Regions from separate parts of the Homo sapiens genome. Here region 2 is linked to region 1. A link is an interaction called in ENCODE POLR2A ChIA-PET data of the cell type or tissue named here. Cell type or tissue: Caco-2. All regions are shown on one strand. Links, peaks and the distances in the headings refer to the core of each region. The heading gives the core; the rest is flanking DNA.

What was found. Peaks named below come from ENCODE experiments on the same cell type or tissue, not always from the same donor. Only the 100,000 strongest peaks of a DNase experiment are listed, where the experiment ranks them.
Region 2: POLR2A ChIA-PET joins it to region 1 with 6 read pairs; 12 of 35 experiments call an interaction of 5 or more read pairs at or near these places.

Annotation. Positions count from the first base shown.
Region 1 is chr17:45,272,720-45,280,462 of GRCh38, reverse strand. MAP3K14 (mitogen-activated protein kinase kinase kinase 14) reads left to right here. Exons shown (of 16, transcript NM_003954.5): 7 at 5,870-5,999; 8 at 6,209-6,340; 9 at 6,856-6,960. Among named protein-coding and RNA genes, the nearest start is that of SPATA32, 14 kb to the right of the region's middle. RefSeq lists an enhancer at 6,496-7,470. In Caco-2, for the core only: a CTCF peak has its summit at 3,081 (motif pointing left); a DNase peak (open chromatin) is centred at 3,062.
Region 2 is chr17:45,195,705-45,207,579 of GRCh38, reverse strand. The region is part of intron 2 of FMNL1-DT (FMNL1 divergent transcript); the gene reads left to right. Among named protein-coding and RNA genes, the nearest start is that of FMNL1-DT, 20 kb to the left of the region's middle. RefSeq lists silencers at 3,684-3,945, 4,833-5,017. In Caco-2, for the core only: no CTCF peak of the experiment used is centred there; a DNase peak (open chromatin) is centred at 5,487.

The DNA.
Region 1 (7,743 bases), core at 1-5,000:
GCGTGGTGGCGCATGCCTGTAATCTCAGCTACTCAGGAGGCTGAAGCAGGAGAATCGCTTGAACCCAGGAGGCGGAGGTTGCGGTGAGCCAAGATCATGCCACTGCAGTCCAGCCTGGGCGACAGAGCAAGACTCTGTCTCAAAAAAAAAAAAAAAAAAAAAAGTGTTTCTGTGTTGCATGTATGGGCAATCACACATTTTTAAAGAATAATTCATATCATTTCCCAGATCCTCATAGGGGTCTGTAGCCCAAAAAGGGTTAAGAATCACTCCTTTTAGAACATCTGGCTCAAGTGTGGAGTTCTGGGAGCTTTGCTTTGGCTCTGCTGCTGATCTGGGATAATGTGGCCCTGGCCAAGTCAACCCAGCTGTCACCAAACACCTGCTCTGTGCCAGACAATGTGCAGGGGCTGGGGACAGAGATGTGAAATCCACAGGCCTGACCTGAAGGAACCCGAGTTGTAATGGGGGATAGACATTTATATTGGGGTAAAGGTGAGCAGCCTTCAGTCCTGGACACGTGTTTAGAAGGAAAATAGCACAAGGATCAGAGGAAAATACCTCGATAGAGGTGAGAAAATAAGGCGGGACCCTCTAATATTCATTGGACATCTGTGCACAGTACTGTGGTAGCCCCTTTCACATAGTTTACATTCCTGGAATCTTCAAAAGAATTTATAGAATTGCTCTTACGCCTTTTTTTATTGATGGAATAAAACAGATAAGAATACCAAAGAAGAGGCTGGGTGCGGTGGCTCACGTCTGTAATCCCAGCACTTTGGGAGGCCGAGGTGGGCAGATCATGAGGTCAGGAGAGCGAGACCATCCTGGCTAACACAGTGAAACCCCGTATCTACTAAAAATACCAAAAAATTAGCCAGGCATGATGGCGCCACCAGCTACTCGGGAGGCCGAGGCAGGAGAATCGCTTGAACCTGGGAGGCAGAGGTTGCAGTGAGCCAAGATCATGCCACTGCACTCCAGCCTGGGCGACAGAATGAGACTCCGTCTCAAAAAAAAAAAGAATACCAAAGAAGGCTGGGTGTGGTGGCTCACGCCTGTAATCCCAGCACTTTGAGAGGCCGAGGCGGGTGAATCACCTGAGGTCGGGAGTTCGAGACCAGCCTGACCAACATGGAGAAACCCCATCTCTATTAAAAATACAAAAAGCCGGGCGTGGTGGCGCATGCCTGTAATCTCAGCTACTCAGGAGGCTGAAGCAGGAGAATCGCTTGAACCCAGGAGGCGGAGGTTGCGGTGAGCCGAGATCACGCCATTGCACTCCAGCCCGGGCAACAAGAGCGAAACTCCGTTTCAAAAAAAAGAATACCAAAGAAAACAAGAGGGAAGTTCAAGGAGGAAAAAGTGATCCCCAGTGTTCAGTGTGCAGGCAATTGAGGGGAAGGAAGTGGCTTCTGTATCAGGCAGTAGGCTCATTGCTGACAGTGCTTCCACCTGGGGATGCTCAGTCCTAAGTGTATTTTAAAACATTAGCATGGATGCCAGGCACAGTGGCTCACACTTGTAATCTCAACATGTTGGAGGCCGAGGTGGGAGAATCACTTGAGCCTAGGAGTTCAAGACTAGCCTGGGCAATATGGCGAAACCCCATCTCTACAAAAATTAGCTGGGCATGGCACCTATAGTCTCAGCTACTTGGGAGGCTGAGATGGGAGGATCGCTTGAGCCCGGGAAGGTCGAGGCTGCAGTGAGCTGTGATTGTGCCACTGCACTCCAGCCTGGCCAACCAAGGGAGACCTTGTCTCAAAAAAAAAAAAAAAAAGTTCAGCATGGAAAGGCCTTCAGGAGGCAGAGTAGCTGGCAGCTCTGGAGTCAGGCTTGCCCGAGTAAAAGCGCTGCTGTGATCTCTTATACCCAGTGACCTTGGGCAAATTACTTGCCCAGGCTTCAGCTTCTTCATCTATAAAATGGGGATAATGATCCCACCAGCTTACAGGCTATTGTAAGATCTGAATAACTAATGCTTAGAAAGGGCTTTACCGGTGCCTGGGAAATGATAAGTGGGCATTAGATCTTAGTTCTCATGAATATCCTCATCGCAGTCCAGCCCCCTCATTTTACGGATGAGGAACACGGAAGTTCAGAGAGGAGGGGTGGCCAGACGGGCAGCCAGCTTGGCCTGGAAGGCTGGGCTGCTTTCTCCTCTGGCACCGACTTCTAAAGCACCTTGTATTTTGAAGTATCTCCTCCCACCTCTTTGGTCTGGGTGGTTGGAAATATTTTTAGCATGGACGGGACACTCTAAGAGGACTTACAGATTTCTGCAAAGTTAAAGCCAAGTTTCCCCAACTCTTTTGGATCACAGCCCTGTTAATATCTCAGTCATTGTTTCAGGGCAACCCAGGCCAAAACAAATACCCAACAGTTCTGTTTATGAAGCAGTGAGGTCGAATAATAAGTCTTTATCCTAACAACTTAGTAGCCATTTGAAAAGCGTGACATAAGTTGAAAGAAAAAGGGTCCTTCCATTTCCAAACCGCCAGATTATTAACGGGATGTATGCCTTGTTGCACATCTCAACCCTTGAAATCAGATAGGACACCACCACCTTCATATCCCACATTTTCTCCTTGAAGTACTTTTAATCACAGTGACCTGCAAAAACATAGCTTCATAGAGATACATTATCAAAGGGAATGTCACGTGCGTGATCGTACTTTGAAGCTGAACTGTCTCGAGCGAGTAGTTCACGCGGTGTCCTGCAGATACTGCGGTGGCCGTTTCCCTCAAATGTCAGATATCCATTTGGCGCCCTTCTGAGTTATCTGCAGTGCCCCGGGGTGCCTCAGCTCAGTTTGGGGGTGGTTAGGCTGAAGACATTTGCTAACAAGTCCTGTTGTTGAATTAGTTCCAACTCAGGTTCAGAGGCTTTTTAGAGCTGGAAACACTGGCAGAGTCAAAGTTCATGGGAGGTGATTAACCAAACCAGATATTAGGGAACCAGAAGGGCGACATTTTCCACTGATAGGCAAAAGTCCAAAAACCCCACAGTGTCAGGGCTGTTTGCCAAGTCAGCAAGTCTGTGAAGATCGCTTCCAAGCTGGTTCTGTTACTGCCAGCGCCCCCTGGCGATGCTACTCAAGGCTTACTTGAGAACCATCAGCAGCTAGGAAGGAGGACAAGTCTACTAAGCGGGGAGGGGGGAGGAATAGCATTAGGAGATATACCTAATGCTAAATGACAAGTTAATGGGTGCAGCACACCAACATGGCACATGTATACATATGTAACAAACCTGCACATTGTGCACATGTACCCTAAAACTTAAAGTATAATAATAAATAAAATTAAAAAAAAGAAGAAGAAGCCTAAGAGGCCGTGCGCAGTGGCTCACGCCTGTAATCCCAGCACTTTGGGAGGCTGAGGTGGGCGGATCATGAGGCCAGGAGTTCAAGACCAGCCTGGCCAACGTGGTGAAACTCTGTCTCTACTAAAAATACAAAAATTAGCTGGATGTGGTGGCACGTGCCTGTAATCCCAGCTACTCAGGAGGCTGAGGCACAAGAATCGCTTGAACCCAGGAGGCGGAGGTTGCAGTGAGCTGAGATATCACACCACTGCACTCCAGCCTGGTGACAGAGCGAGACTCTGTCTCAAAAAAAAAAAAAAAAAAAAAAAGAAGTCTAAGAGGCCGGGCACAGTGGCTCACGCCTGTAATCCCAGCACTTTGGGAGGCCAAGGTAGGCGGATCACCTGAGGTCAGGAGTTTAAGACCAGCCTGACCAACATGGTGAAACCCTGCCTCTACTAAAAATATGAAAAATTAGCTGTGCATAGTGGCAGGTGCCTGTAATCCCAGCTACTGGGGAGGCTGAGGCAGGAGAATTGCTTGAACCCAGGAGGCGGAGGTTGTAATTAGCTGAGATTGCGCCACTGCACTCCAGCCTGGGCGACACAGCGAGACTCTGTCTCAAAAAAAAAAAAGGTCTAAGTCAGTCTAAGTATCAGCTTCTCTGATGTGAGCTGGAGGAATTGGGGAGCTAGCACTTCCTGAGTGCCCACTGGTTGCCAGGCCTGGTGTCAGTTACCATCCTTCCAAATCCTTGCTCTACCCAGGAGCAGATACCACCGTCCCTGCTGTTTGCATGTGGAAATATGTGGATGGGAAGTCTGCTGCCTTGTTTTAAAAGGCGGAGCCAGGATCTAAGCCCAAGATGTTTATATCCAAGGCCTATTTCCTCCCACCAAGTTGCTGGTCCCTGCAGAAAGGAGTGGATGATCCCGGACCTGCCATTTGGCAGTGGGAGTGGCCTTGGCCACTCCCCAGAAGCCTCCTCAGAAGCCTCCTTAAGTTCCCAGATGCTGGGAGACAGCTGCAAACAGAATAAACACTGCTCTGTCTATGTGGATGTTTTAGTCCTCCGGGAAAGAAAAGTGTTGAGGCCGGGCATGGTGGCTCACGCCTGTAATCCTAGCACTTTGGGAGGCCAACGCAGGCAAATCACAAGGTTAGGAGTTTGAGACCAGCCTGGCCAGCATGGTGAAACCCCGTCTCTACTAAAAAATACAAAAATTATCTGGGCCTGGTGGCGCACACTTGTAGTCCCAGCTACTCGGGAGGCTGAGGCAGGAGAATTGCTTGAACCCGGGAGGCAGAGGTTGCAATGAATAGAGATCACGTCACTGTACTCCAGCCTGGGCGACAGAGCAAGACCTCTGTCTCAAAAAAAAAAAAAAAAAAGAAAAGAAAAGAAAAAAAAATGCACCCGATGGAGTCCAAATCTTGGTTCTTGACAGTCAGATAAGTCAAAAACCCAGCTTCTGAGAGTAGACATGGATGTTGATAAGCAAAAGGTCCCACATCCTAGAAATTGCCCAGAAATTTAGCTGGAGGAAAAAATGTTCTGCGTTTGGCAGATTTGAGGGCGGACAGCGTGCCAGCAGCCAGGATGACGAATGTAGGGGGTTTTTTGTTTTTTTGTTTGTTTTTTTGTGGGTTTTTTTTTGTTTTTTTTTTTTGAGATGGAGTCTCACTCTGTCGCCAGACTGGAGCGCAGTGGTGCGACCTCGGCTTATTGCGACCTTGGCTCATTGCAACCTCCGACTCCCAGGTTCAAGTGATTCTCCTGCCTCAGCCTCCCAAGTAGCTGGGATTACAGCCACGTGCCACCACACCCAGCTAATTTTTGTATTTTTAGTAGAGACAGGGTTTCGCCATGTTGGCCAAGATGGTCTTGATCTCCCGACCTCGATCTCCTTGATCCACCCGCCTCAGCCTCCCAAAGTGCTGAGATTACAGCCATGAGCCACCGCGCCCGGCTGGAATGTAGTGTTTTGTTTTGTTTTTTTAATTTTTTTTTTTTGAGACGGAGTCTCACTTTGTTGCCCAGGCTGGAGTGCACTGGCGCAATCTCAGCTCACTGCAAGCTCCGCCTCCTGGGTTCACGCCATTCTCCTGCCTCAGCCTCCCGAGTAGCTGGGACTACAGGCACCCGCCGCCACGCCCAGCTAATTTTTTTGTATTTTTTAGTAGAGACGGGGTTTCACTGTGTTAGCCAGGATGGTCTCGATCTCCTGACCTCGTGATCCACCCGCCTCGGCCTCCCAAAGTGCTGGGATTATAGGCATGAGCCACTGCGCCCGGTGCGGATGTAGTTTTTATGTGGCTGTTTTTGCACACAGGCAGCACTCCAGAACTTTAATTAAGTACAAGAAGTTGCTCCTGATACCAAGGGCACGGGATACACAATTTAGCCTCTGAGGGTCCAGCAGGCCCCCCAGGCCCCTGCATCACCACTGGAAACAGCAGCAGCCTCTGTGTGTGGAGCACTAGGGTGCTGACAGGATGCCAGGGACCCAGCTCTGGTCCCCTCACCCTGTCTTAACAGCTGCCTCTGGGCCCTTGCAGGTGCGGCTGGAAGTATTTCGGGCAGAGGAGCTGATGGCATGTGCAGGATTGACCTCACCCAGAATTGTCCCTTTGTATGGAGCTGTGAGAGAAGGGCCTTGGGTCAACATCTTCATGGAGCTGCTGGAAGGTAAGGAGCCAGGTCCCACTCTTTCTCCAAATTCAGGGCCAAGAGTTCCCCCCTGAGTCTTGCCCAAGTTGGCCTTGGTCACTGATCTATCCATTGTTAACCTCTTGACCCTGTGACCCTGCTTTCCACTGCCTGCCCTGTGCTCTTGCCCTTGGCTGGCATGGAGGCTCGGGCAAGTCCCATGTATAGCCTGGCCTTTGGTCTCCTAGGTGGCTCCCTGGGCCAGCTGGTCAAGGAGCAGGGCTGTCTCCCAGAGGACCGGGCCCTGTACTACCTGGGCCAGGCCCTGGAGGGTCTGGAATACCTCCACTCACGAAGGATTCTGCATGGGGACGTCAAAGGTAAGGCCCAGGCCCCACGGCCCTGATCCCCAGCAGGCTCTTCTCTCACACCATCCTGTCTGATCTCCTCTCAGTTCTGGGCTAGCCTGGTCATCCCCAGTAGCAGGCCCTGAGTCAGGCTGACAGGACTGTGCCTGTAGGAAGGGGAATGATGTTCTCCAACCCCTTAGCCAAGCACTGTAGTTTCTGGTAGACGGTGGCCACAGAGAACCGAAGGTCAAGCTCCCACCCACTGGTGACCCCTGGTATGGGGTCGGCGCAGGCGAGCAGAGTGGCAGCGTTCCCGAGTAAACCCTGCTCCTGTCCCTTTGCCCTCAGAGATCCTGCCTACCTCTAGCCTGAATTGATACCCTCCTCCCTTCCTCCACGATTAATGAAACTAATCAGAAGCAGCAGCTGCCACGTAGGGTCAGCCAGAAAATTACATCACTGGAGGGCAGGCCAAACCGAGCCAGGGTGGGCTGGGACCCGGCATGACTCACCTGTTCCTCTTCCTCCCCGGGGCGGCCTGGCAGCTGACAACGTGCTCCTGTCCAGCGATGGGAGCCACGCAGCCCTCTGTGACTTTGGCCATGCTGTGTGTCTTCAACCTGATGGCCTGGGAAAGTCCTTGCTCACAGGTAAGGCCCCCCACCAACTGCCGTGCCCCCCAATGCATTCATTCGCCAAATGCCTTCCATGCTTTCCAGAATGGGAATTGAGGTGTGAACACTTAGGTCCACCTGTGTGTTTAAGCCCCGCAACCAGCCTGGATGATTATCAGGGGTTTCTTTGTTACGCGTAAATGTGATAATAGATGTCAGGTGCTCATTGTCGATGCTCCTGTACACAGGGAAGAGAAGGGAAAGGCTGGTTGACTCTCCGTAGGTCCCAGGCCTTCTGCCTTGGAGTCCCCGTGGCTCCTACCTCTTGTCTGGCCTTTGCAGGGGAGTGCACTGCCAGCCTGTGACCCCAGCTCTCCTGCGCCTCTGAGCACGGTTGGCTGGAAGCACAGTGGGCAGGCTGACCAAGGGGCCTGGGCTCTAAAGTCAGTGAAATATCTTTCTTTAACTCCTCTGATTATTGAAATAATCCATGCCCACTGTGAAGTATAGAGTTAAGCATATAAAAGAGGCAGAGAACAGAATTCTCACCATGTCTCTTACCCAGAGAGAGAATCACAAATTTTTTTGTTGTTTTCATTGAGACAGAGTCTCACTCTGTCACCCAGGCTGGAGTGCAGTGGCACAATCTCAGCTCACTGCAACCTCCTCCTCCCGGGTTCAAGTAATTCTCCTGCCTCAGCCTCCTGAGTAGCTGGGATTACAGGCGCCTTCCACCATGCCCAGCTAATTTTTGTATTTTTAGTAGGGACGGGGTTTTGCCATATTGGCCAGGCCAGTCTCAAACTCCAGACCTTAGGT
Region 2 (11,875 bases), core at 2,769-7,768, 76 kb after region 1:
TCCTGAGTTGCTGGGACTACAGGCGTGCACCACCATGCGCAGCTAATTTTTTTTTTTTTTAATTATTTGTAGAAACAGATTCTCCCTGTGCTGCCTAGGCTGGTCTCCAACTCCTGGGCCTCAAGTGATCCTCCCACCTCAGCCTCCAAAGTGCTAGGATTACAGACATGAGCCACCACACTTAGCCTCCAAATCTTAATCTTAGATTAAGTGTCTTAATCTTCGAAACGGTCTGCCAAGGAGACATTTGGTCACTTCTCTCACTCTGGCTGTGTCTGACTGACCTGAGAGGCTACAAACCACAGCTGTCACCTTTACTGGTCTGTCAGTCTGTCTGAAACAGCTCTGACAACCCAGCCAGAAGAGGAAAATGTAGTCATTTCTTTCAAGGCCCTAAGTCTTACAAAAAGTAGGGCAGATGGGGACCGGCTGCAGTGGCTCCTGCCTGTAATCCTACTGCTTTGGGAGCCCAAGGCGGAGAATCACTTGAGACCAGGAGTTCAAGATGAGCCTGGGCAACATAGTGAGACCCTGTCTCTATAGAAACTAAAAAATTAGCAAGGCATGGTGGTGTGTGCCTGTTGTCCCAGCTACTCAAGAGGCTGAGGTGGGAATATCGCTTGAGCCTAGGAGCTCAAGGCTGCAGTCAGCCGTGATCAAACCACTGCACTCCAGCCTGGGTGACAGAGTGAGAAATTGTCTCAAAAAATAAACAGGCTAGGTGTGGTGACTCATGCCTGTAATCCCAGCATTTTGGGAGGCTGAGGCAGGTGGATCATTTGAGGTCAGTAGTTCAAGACCAGCCTGGCCAAAATAGTGAAACCCCACCTCTACTAAAAATAAAAAATTAGCCAGAAGTGGTGGCAGGTGCCTATAATCCCAGCTACTCGGGAGGTTGAGGCAGGTGAATCACTGGAACCAGGGAGGTGGAGGTTGCAGTGAGCCAAGATCATGCCACTGTGCTCCAGCCTGGGCGACAGAGCGAGACTCCATCTTAAAAAAGCAAACAAACAAACTAGGGCAGGTGAGGTCCCATCCAATCTGCAGCCAAATAGACTGGGACTCACAGCTGCCCAGAGCTGCTGAGCTAAGAGGAGAGAGTGGACTAAGGGGGCCACCTAGAAAACCTAGGTCCATTCTTGGGGCTAGGGGAGCACAACCTGGCATCTGGTACACAGTAGGTGTTTAATGAATGCTAACAGAAGGAACAATTATCGAAGACCCGCTGAACACCAGGCACTGGGCCTGTGAAAGGGTCTTGTTAGTTTCATCCTTGTGGCAATACATTTAGGTTGGTGTTACTAGTCCCATTATTTCATTAAGATGCGGAGACTGGGGCGCTGAGAGGCTTAGTGACATATCCAAGGTCAAGAAAATGGCAGAGTCCTACCTAGAGCAATCAGACAAGAGAAAGAAATAAAGGACATCCAGGCCAGGCGCAGTGGCTCACACCTGTAATCCCAGCATTTTGGGAGGCCGAGGCGGGCGGATCACAAGGTCAGAAGATCAAGACCATCCTGGTGAACACGGTGAAACCCCATCTCTACTAAAAATACTATATATATATATATATATATATATATATATATATATATAAGCCGGGCGTGGTGGCAGGCGCCTGTAGTCCCAGCTACTCGGGAGGCTGAAGCAGGAGAATGGCATGAACCCAGCCGGGGGGTAGCTTGCAGTGAGCCGAGATTGCGCCACTGCACTCCAGCCTGGGAGACAGCAAGACCCCATCTCAAAAAAAAAAAAAAAGAAATAAAAGGCATCCATATTGGTAAAGAGGAAGTCAAACCGTCGCTGTTCACCAATCATATGGTCATATACCTAGAAAAACTCTAAAGATTCATCCATAAAGCTCCCAGATTTTATAAACAAATTTAGTAAAGTTTCAGGATACAAAATCAATCTGCACAAATCAGTAGCACTGCTGTATATCAACAATGACCAAACTGAGAATCAAGAATCTAACCTTTTTTACAATAGCTGCAAAAAATAATAATAAAATACTTAGGAGTATACCTAACCAAGGAGGTGAAAGACCTCCATAAGGAAAACTACAAAACACTGCTGAAATAAATCATAGACACAAACAAATGGAAACATATCCCATGCTCATGGATGGTTAGAATCAATATTGTGAAAATGACCATACTGCCAAAAGAAATTCAAAACTCTAAGGCAATTCCCATCAAAATACCATCATCATTCTTCACAGAACTAGAAAAGACAATCCTAAAATTCATGTGGGGCTGGCTATGGTAGCTAACACCTGTAATCCCAGCACTTTGGGAGGCAGAGGTGGGCAGATCACAAGGTCAAGAGATTGAGACCATCCTGGCCAACACAGTGAAACCCTGTCTCTACTAAAAATGCAAAAATTAGCCAGGCATGGTGGCGCGTGCCTGTAGTCCCAGCTACTCAGGAGTCTGAGGTAGGAGAATCACTTGAACCTGGGAGGCGGAGGTTGCAGTGAGCCGAGATTGTGCCACTGCACACCAGCCTGGCGACAGAAAAAAAAAAATCCATCTGAAAAAAAAAATGCACATGGAACCAAAAAAGAGCCTGCATAGCCAAAGCAATGCTAATCAAAAAGAACCAATCTGGAGGCATCACATTACCTAACTTCAGACTATATTATAAGGCCATAGTCACCAAAACAGCATGGTACTTGTATAAAAACAGGCACATAGACCAATGGAACAGAATAGAAAACCAAGAAATAAATCCAAATACTTACAGCCAACTGATCTTTAACAACTCAAACAAAAACATAAAGTGGGGAAAAGACACCTTATTCAACAAATGGTGGCTGGGATAATTGGCAAGCCACATGTAGAAGAATGAAACTGGATTCTTATCTCTCACCTTACATAAAAATCAGCTCAAGATGGATCAAACACTTAAATCTAAGACTTGAAACCATAAAAATTCTAGAAGATAACATTTGAAAAACCCTTCTAAACACTGGCTTCAGCAAAGACATCATGACCAAGAGCCCAAAGGCAAATGCAACAAAAACAAAGATAAATAGACGGGACTTAATTAAACTAAAAAGCTTCTGCACAGCAAAAGAAATAATCAGCAGAGTAAATAGACAACCCACAGAGTGGCAGAAAATCTTCACAAACTATGCATCTGACAAAGGACTAATATCCCAAATCTGCAAGGAACTCAAACAAATCAGCAAGAAAAAAAACAAACAAACAATCCCATCAAAAAGTGGGCTAAGGACATGAATAGATAGACAATTCTCAAAAGAGTATATACAAATGGCCGACAAACATATGAAAAAATGTTCAGCATCACTAGTTATCAGGGAAATGCAAATCAAAACCACAGTGCGATACCACCTTACTCCTGCAAGAATGGCCATAATTTAAAAATCAAAAAATAATAGATGTAGGCATGGATGTAGTAAAAAGAGAACACTTTTATGATGCTGGTGGGAATGTAAACTAGTATAACCACTATGGAAAGCAGTATGGAGATTCCTTTTTTTTTTTTTTTTTTTTGAGATGGAGTCTTGAACTGTCACCCAGGCTGGAGTGCAGTGGCGCAATCTCAGCTCACTGCAAGCTCCGCCTCCCAGGTTCATGCCATTCTCCTGCCTCAGCCTCCCAAGTAACTGGGACTACAGGCGCCTGCCACCATGCCTGGCTAATTTTTTGTATTTTTAGTAGAGATGGGGTTTCACCGTGTTAGCCAGGATGGTCTCGATCTCCTGAGCTCGTGATCTGCCCACCTGGGCCTCCCAAAGTGCTGGGATTATAGGCATGAGCCACCGCACCGGGCCAGGAGATTCCTTAAAGAACTAAAAGTAGATCTACCATTTGATCCAGCAATCCCACTACTGGGTATCTACCCAGAGGGAAAGAAGTCATTATATGAAAAAGAGACTTGCACACTCATGTTTATAGCAGCACAATTCACAATTGCACAATTGCAAAAATATGGAACTAGCCCAAATGCCCATCAATCAATGAGTGGGTAAAGAAAATGTCATATATACAGGCTCATGCCTGTAATCCCAGCACTTTCGGAGGCCAAGGCGGGCGGATCACCTGAGGTCAGGAGTTCGAGGTCAGCCTGACCAACATGGAGAAACCCCATCTCTACTAAAAATACAAAATTAGCTGGGCGTGGTGGCACATGCCTGTAATCCCAGCTACTCGGGAGGTTGAGGCAGGAGAATCACTTGAACCCGGGAGGCAGAGGTTGCTGTGAACTGAGATTGTATCATTGCACTCTAGCCTGGGCAACAAGAGCGAAACTCTGTCTCAAAAAAAAAAAAAAAAAGAGAAACAAAATCATGGCCTTTGCAGCAACCTGGATAGAATTGGAGACCATTATTCTAAGTGAAGTAACTCAGGAATGGAAAATCAAACATATGTTCTCACGTATAAGAGAACACAAAGGCATAAGAATGAACAATGGACTTTGGGGACTCTAGGGGAAGATTGGGAGCGGGGGCGAGGGATAAAAGACTACACACTGGGTACAGTGTACAAGCTTGGGTGGTGGATGCACCAAAATCTCAGAAATCACCACTGAAGAACTTATCCATGTAACCAAACACCACCTGCTCCCCAAAAGCCTACTGAAATAATTTATAAAAGGAACGGGCTGGGCGCAGTGGCTCACGCCTGTAATCCCAGCACTTTGGGAGGCCGAGGTGGGTGGATCAACTGAGGTCAGGAGTTTGAGATGAGCCTGGCCAACATGGTGAAACCTCGTCTCTACTAAAAATACAAAAATTAGCTGGGCGTGGTGGCAGGTGCCTGTAATCCCAGCTACTTGGGAGGCTGAGGCAGGGGAATCACTTGAACCCAGGAGGCAGAGGTTGCAGTGAGCCGAGATTGTGCCACTGCACTCCAGCCTGGGTGACACAGTGAGACTCCATCTAAAAAAACAAAAACAAAAACAAAACAAAACAGGCCAGGCACCGTGGCTCACACCTGTAATCCCAGCACTTTGGGAGGCCAAGGCGGGAGGATCACGAGGTCAGGAGATCGAGACCATTCTGGCTAACATGGTGAAACCCTGTCTATACTAAAAATACAAAAACAAAATTAGCCGGGCGTGGTGGCGGGTACCTGTAGTCCCAGCTACTCGGGAGGCTGAGGCGGGAGAATGGCGTGAACCCAGGAGGCGGAGCTTGCAGTGAGCCGAGATTGTGCCACTGCACTCCAGCCTGGGTGACAGAGCGAGAGTCCGTCTCAAAAAATAAAAAAAAAAGAAAAAGAAAAAACAGGAAACAATAACTGGGGGGAAAAAAGAAAAAGAAAATGGCAGAGCCGAGACAATAACCCAGAAATTGGGACCCAGCTTTCTTCACTGTTTCCCCTGTACCAGGGACAGCCAGTTTCCAAAGCTCTCCCTCCCAACAGCCAGCCAACATGTAGGTCCCTGTGATGAAAGCCAAGAGCAAGGCCAAGCCTTAGGCAAGCCCTGAACCTCTTTGCTCATTATTGCATAACTTTTTTTTTTTTTTCGAGACAGAGTCTCATTGTGTCACCCAGGCTGGAATGCAATGACCCAATCTCGGCTCACTGCAACCTCCGCCTCCCAGGTTCAAATGATTCTCCTACCTCAGTCTCCCAAGTAGCTGGAATTACAGGCATGCGCCACCACACCGAGCTAATTTTTGTATTTTTAGTAGAGACTGGGTTTTGCCATGTTGACCAGGCTGGTCTTGAACTCCTGACCTCAAGTAATCCTCCCGCCTCAGCCTCCCAAAGTGCTGGGATTATAGGCATGAGCCACTGCGCCTGGCCATTATTCCATAAATATTGATGGAGGGCCAACTGCATGCCCAGTGCCGAGGGATAGAGAAGAATTAGACCCCAACCTGCCTAAAAAGAGCTCACGGCCTGGGAAAGGAGTATGAGGGGAGGTCTGTTTGCCCTAGGGGCTGCTGAGGAAGAAACACTAAGCCCAGATCCATTCCTGACATAATTCTGCCTGGACATCCACTGAGTCAGGGTCAGAGACTCAGGGCTGCCCTCCTGGGTTGTTGAAGGAGAGGCAAAGTTGAAACCACTAGAAGGTGGGGCTCCTCCAGGGGAAAGACCAATTCCAGGCACCCCATCTGAGGACAAAAGCTGAGAGAACATCTTCACTGGGGTGTGGGGAGTATACAAGAAATACCAGGACCAGGCCGGGTGTGGTGGCTCATGCCTGTAATCCCAGCACTTTGGGAGGCCAAGGCGGCTAGATCAGCTGAGGTCAGGAGTTCTGGAGACCAGCCTGGCCAACATGGTGAAACTCTGTCTCTACTAAAAATACAATAATAAGCTGGGCGTGGTGGTGGGCGCCTGTAATCCCAGCTACCTGGGAGGCTCAGGCAAGAGGATCACTTGAATCCGGGAGGCGGAGGTCACGGTGAGCCGAGATCATGCCACTGCACTCCAGCCTGGGCAATAGAGTGAGACTCAGTCTCAAAAAAAAAAAAAAAAAAGAAAGAAAAGAAAAGAAAAAAAGACCAGGACCTGCAGAATTTTCCTGACAAGCCACCACCTGCAAAGCTGGCTCCACAGTGGATCCACCTCTGTACCTCCCAGAGCAGCCGGCATTCTGTCATTTTTGTTGAAGGAAATGGGCAGAGACTGGGACAGCCAAGCGCGGCCTTCTGTGGTTTTAGGGAGAAGGGCGGGTGAGCCAGTCCGTTGCCCTGAGAAGAGGTCAAGAGGATGAAGACTATGAAAGCGACTGAGTTGGGCAATTAGGGGTCCCTAGTGGCCTTCAAAAAGAATGCTTTCAACAGCAGCTGCTGAAATTTCAAGGGCAAGTTCGGTAGCGGGAGGGGAAGAGGGAGAGAGAGAATGCAGAGCCTAAGCCAGCCATCAGCAGAGTGAAGACACACGCATAATTCATGATGTCCTTCTTAACTTGTTTTGAAAATCTGATTTTTTTGACAGACAACTCAGGGGTTAATCAACCTCAGAGGTTCAGAAGTTCCATGAATCCCTTAAAGTGGAGAGAACTCCACCCAAACAATATAATATTGCTTATATTTGCACCAGGGAGACATAGCCTGAATCTATCCATAAGGAAATACCAGACAAACCTCAAATAAGGTGCATTCGATTAAAAGGAAAAATGTGTGGGGGAGTCCTACTCTGAAAAAATGTCATGAAAGATGAAAAAGATGAGGAATTGCCCCAGATTAAAGAAGCCTAGGCCAGCATGGTGGCTCACACCTGTAATCCCAACACTTTGGGAGGCTGAGATGGGCAGATGGCCTGAAGCCAGAAATTCGAGACCAGCCTGGCCAATATGCCAAAACCCCATCTCTACTAAAAGTACAAAAATTAGCTGGGTGTGGTGGCGTGCACCTGTAATCCCAGCTACTCAGGTGGCTGAGGCAGGAGAATCACTTGAACCCAGTTGAGCCGATATCGCACCACTGCACTCCAGCCTGGGCAATAAGAGCAAAACTCAGTCTCAAAAAATAAAAATAAATAAAAAATAAAGAAGCCTAAATATCTGGGTGTGGTGGCTCATGCCTGAAATCCCAGCAAGCACTTTGGGGGCTGAGGCAGGAGGATTGCTTGAGCCCAGGAGTTCAAGACCAGCCTGAGCAACATAGGGAGACCCCTGTCTCTACAAAAAATAGAAAAATGGCTGGGCGTGGTGGCTCATGCCTGTAATCTCAGTATTTTGGGAGGCCGAGGTGGGCAGATCACGAGGTCAGGAGATCGAGACCATCATGGCCAACACGATGAAACCCCATCTCTACTAAAAATACAAAAATTAGCTGGGCATGGTGGCAAGTGCCTGTAATCCCAGCTACTCCAGAGGTTGAGGCAGGAGAATTGCTTGAACCCAAGAGGCGGAGGTTGCAGTGAGCCAAGATCGCGCCACTGCACTCCAGCCTGGCGACAGAGCAAGAGTCCGTCTCAAAAAAAAAAAAAAGAAGAAGAAGAAGAAAAATGGCCGGACACAGTGGTTCACGCCTGTAATCCCAGCACTTTGGGAGGCCGAGGTGGGTAGATCAGCCTGGGCAACATAGTGAGACCTCATTTCTTTTTTTTCTTTTTCTTTTTTTTTTTTTTTGAGACGGAATCACGCTCTGTCACCCAGGCTGGAGTTCAGTTGCGTGATCTCAGCTCACTGCAAGCTCCACCTCCCGGGTTCATGCTATTCTCCTGCCTCAGCCTTCCGAGTAGCTAGGACTACAGGCGCCTGCCTAATTTTTTGTATTTTTAGTGGAGACGGGGTTTCACTGTGTTAGCCAGGATGGTCTCGATCTTCTGACCTCGTGATCTGCCTGCCTCGGCCTCCCACAGTGCTGGGATTACAGGCGTGAGCCACCGCACCTGGCCGAGACCTCATTTCTAAAAGAAGAAAAGAAATATTAGTCAGGTGTGCTGGCACGCTGTAGTCCCAGCTACTCAGGAGGCTGAGGTGAGAGGATCTGTTGAGCCCAGGAAGTAGAGGCTGCAGTGAGCCAATATCACGCCACTGCACTCCAGGCTGGGTGACACAGTGAGACATTGTCTCAAAAAAAAAGGAGAAGAGGAAGCCAATTAAATGCAATGTGTGATCCTGATCTGGATCTTATACTACAGGGAAAAAATATTCTAAAGGATCCTTATTGATAAAAATTGGAATATAGACAGTAAATTATTGTATTGATGTTAAATTTCACTGAACTGTGGTGATGCGAGAAAATATCCTTGTTCTTAGGTAATACCCACTGAAGTATTTGGGGGCAAAGGGGCATGATGGCTGCCACTTTCAGTTCAGTTAATATACCAAAAAAAAACTATGCTTTTATTGTTTTTTTGTTTTTTGTTTTTTGAGACAAGGCCACGCTCTGTCGCCCAGGCTGGAGTGCAGTGGCGCAATCATGGCTCACTGCAGCCTCAATCTCGCTGGCTCAAGCGACCCTCCCACCTCAGCCTCTTGAGTAGCTGGGACTACAGTTACACATCACCACAGCTGGCTAATTTTGTTTATTTTTTTGCAGAGACGAGGTCTCACTATGTTGCCCAGGCTGGTCTCAAACTTCTGGGCTTAAGTGATTATCCTGCCTTGGCTTCCCAAAGTACCGGGATTACAGGCATGGGCCACTGCTGCTGGCCTAAAACTATGTTGTTTTGTTAATTTTTTATTTTTCATTTTCTTGTCCCCCACGTTCAACCAACTAAAACTACGTTTTTATCTACTGTATATACAAAGAGAGAAAGAAAGCAAATGGGGCAAAATGTTATCAACTGATAAATCTAGGTAAGGGAGGAAGAATCTTTGTATCATTCTTGAAGCTCTTCTGTAAGCTTTAAAGTATTTCCAAATTAAAAAATAATAATAATAATAACTACCCAAACCAGGAACCTCCCTAAAGTGAGTGGCCTTCATCCTACTCTTTTTCCCCCAGCCCTGGCCCTCGGTTAGTGTCCTGGGTGAACAGGGTAGTGTTAGGGGCACAGGTGGAGGCCAGAAGGGCAGAGGCCCTCCGCTTCAGAACATTCCTCGGCTCGCAACATTTCCTGATCTGACCTCTGGGGAGGCCACAGAGCCAGGCCAGGAGCGACTCACCCGCGGGGCTCCCAGGGCGGTGGAGGAGCCCTTCCCCGCAGAGAGGGCCCCAGCCGGCAGGTGCCGCTGTTGAGCCAGCTCTGGCAGAACCTGGCTGAGGCTCAGCCAGGCCCTGGAGCTGGTCAGCCCATGGTTTTCTTCCAGAACCCAGCCCACCAGGGTCTGTGAGCAGCCTCACTCCTCTTTGCCTCCATCTGGCCTCGGGCTCCCAGGCCCTCAACTTCCCCGCATTCCCGTCGCCATCACGGAAGCCCCAAGGCAACTCCTTGGGATAATGCCAAGTGGAGGAGGGGAGGAGTGCAGGAAGAGGCTTCAATCCTTGGCCCTAAAATCTAAGCTGCAAATTAATCCTACCCCTCTCCTCCACCCCATCTCCCTCTCCTCCTCCTCCTCCTCCTCTCCTCCACCTCCTACTCTCCTCCACCCCATCTCCCTCTCCTCCCCCTCCTCCTCCTCCTCTACAGGCTTTCAAAACAAACACACACCTCCCCAGCCCATCCCCCTGCCTGGGCCTTTTTCTGGGGGTTGTGGGTCCTAGACTTCAGTTCCTTCTGCTGGATCCAGAGCTCAGGGTAGAGCTGGAGAAGGGGTAACAGGGTGCTGGGGAGCAGCGCAGACAATGCCCTGTGACATTATTTCTTCCTTGTCTAGAAAGGAGTTGCTCTCACAGCCCCTTAGTCATAGGGGCTGGGCAGGGGGAGTCATTCCCTGCCTGGGCTAGTGGAGCTGGCCCTTTACCCTAGGCTTTCCCCTGACCTACTCAAACTCAGGACGAAAGAGGCCTAGAGAGGTCATTTTGTCCATCCCCTGGCTCCAGGAAAGACCATAACTGTGCATAGGTCTCCCGATCCTACATGCGTTCACTAATTCCTTCAACAGCCCTTCACTGAGCACCCGCTATGTGCGAGTACCAGGAGCTTTACCTAATGCTTAAAGCACCTTAAATCCTCACTAGGACCATCAGAGATGGGTACTATCACTCTAAATTTGTCCAAAGATTCAGTTCAATCCAGGCCTTCTCTGTGACTCCTTCCAGCCCGTGCAGTGGAATTCATCTCATTCGGCTTTGGGGCCCCCAGTGCACCTCGAATAATATCCCAGTTACTGTATTTGTGTCATCGGCTTCCAGTAATTTGTCTTCGTGGGACCCCCTCCACCACTACCAGATGGCACAGACCACAGCAATAGGGACAGTAAAGCCTGGAGGTTCTGCACTAGCCCTCACTATGTGGCCTTGAAGTTCCCTAACTTTAAGTTCAGTTTCCCATCTGTAAAACAGGGTTAACAGCAATACCTTCCTCATGGAGTTGATATGTAGGTAAAAAAAGAAGATGATATAAAGGCCTGACTTGGTGGCTCATGCCTGTAATCCCAGCCATTTGGGAGGTCAAGGCTGGCAGATTGCTTGAGGTCAGGAGTTCGAGACCAGCCTGGTCAACATCGTGAAACCCAATCTACTAGAAACACAAAAATTAGCCAGGCATGGTGGCATGCACCTGTAATCCCAGCTCTTGGGAGGCTGAGGCATGACAAACACTTGAACCCAGGAGGCGGAGGTTGCAGTGAGCCGAGATCATACCACTGCACTCCAGCTTGGGCAACAGAGCAAGACTCTGTCTCCAAAAAAAAAAAAAAAATGCATGTAAAATGCTTAGCACAATAAATTTAACTTAAAACAGGGAAGTTGGGCTGGGAGAGGTGGCTCACCCCTGTAATCCCAGCACTTTGGGAGGCTGAGGAGGGCAGATCACCTGAGGTCAGGAGTTCCAGACCAGCCTGACCAACATGGAGAAACCCCGTCTCTACAAAAAATACAAAATTAGCCAGGCGTGGTGGCGCATGCCTGTAATCCCAGCTACTGGGGAGGCTGAGGCAAGAGAATCCCTTGAACCTGGAAGGCAGAGGTTGTGGTGAGCCAAGATCATGCCATTGCGCTCCAGCCTGGGCAACAAGAGCGAAATTCCATCTCAAAACAAAACAAAACAAAACAAAACAAGGAAGTCCATCTCCACTAGAATGGCTAAAATGAAAAAAGCAGTCAACACCAAGTGTGGGCCAAGTACGTGGAGCAAAGGAATTCTCATACTGAACTGGTGAGGGTGGAAAACCATTTAACATTTTCTGTTAAAATTGAATATATTTATATAGTATGACCCAGCAACTCCAATCCTAGATATAAACTCAAGAGGAATGCATGCACATGTGTACCAAAAGACATGTAAAATAATTTTCATAGAAACACTAATCATACATAATAACCCCAAACTGGAAGCAACCCAAATGTCCAGCAGCAGCAGAATGAATGAAGGCACTTTAGTTTATTAATTCA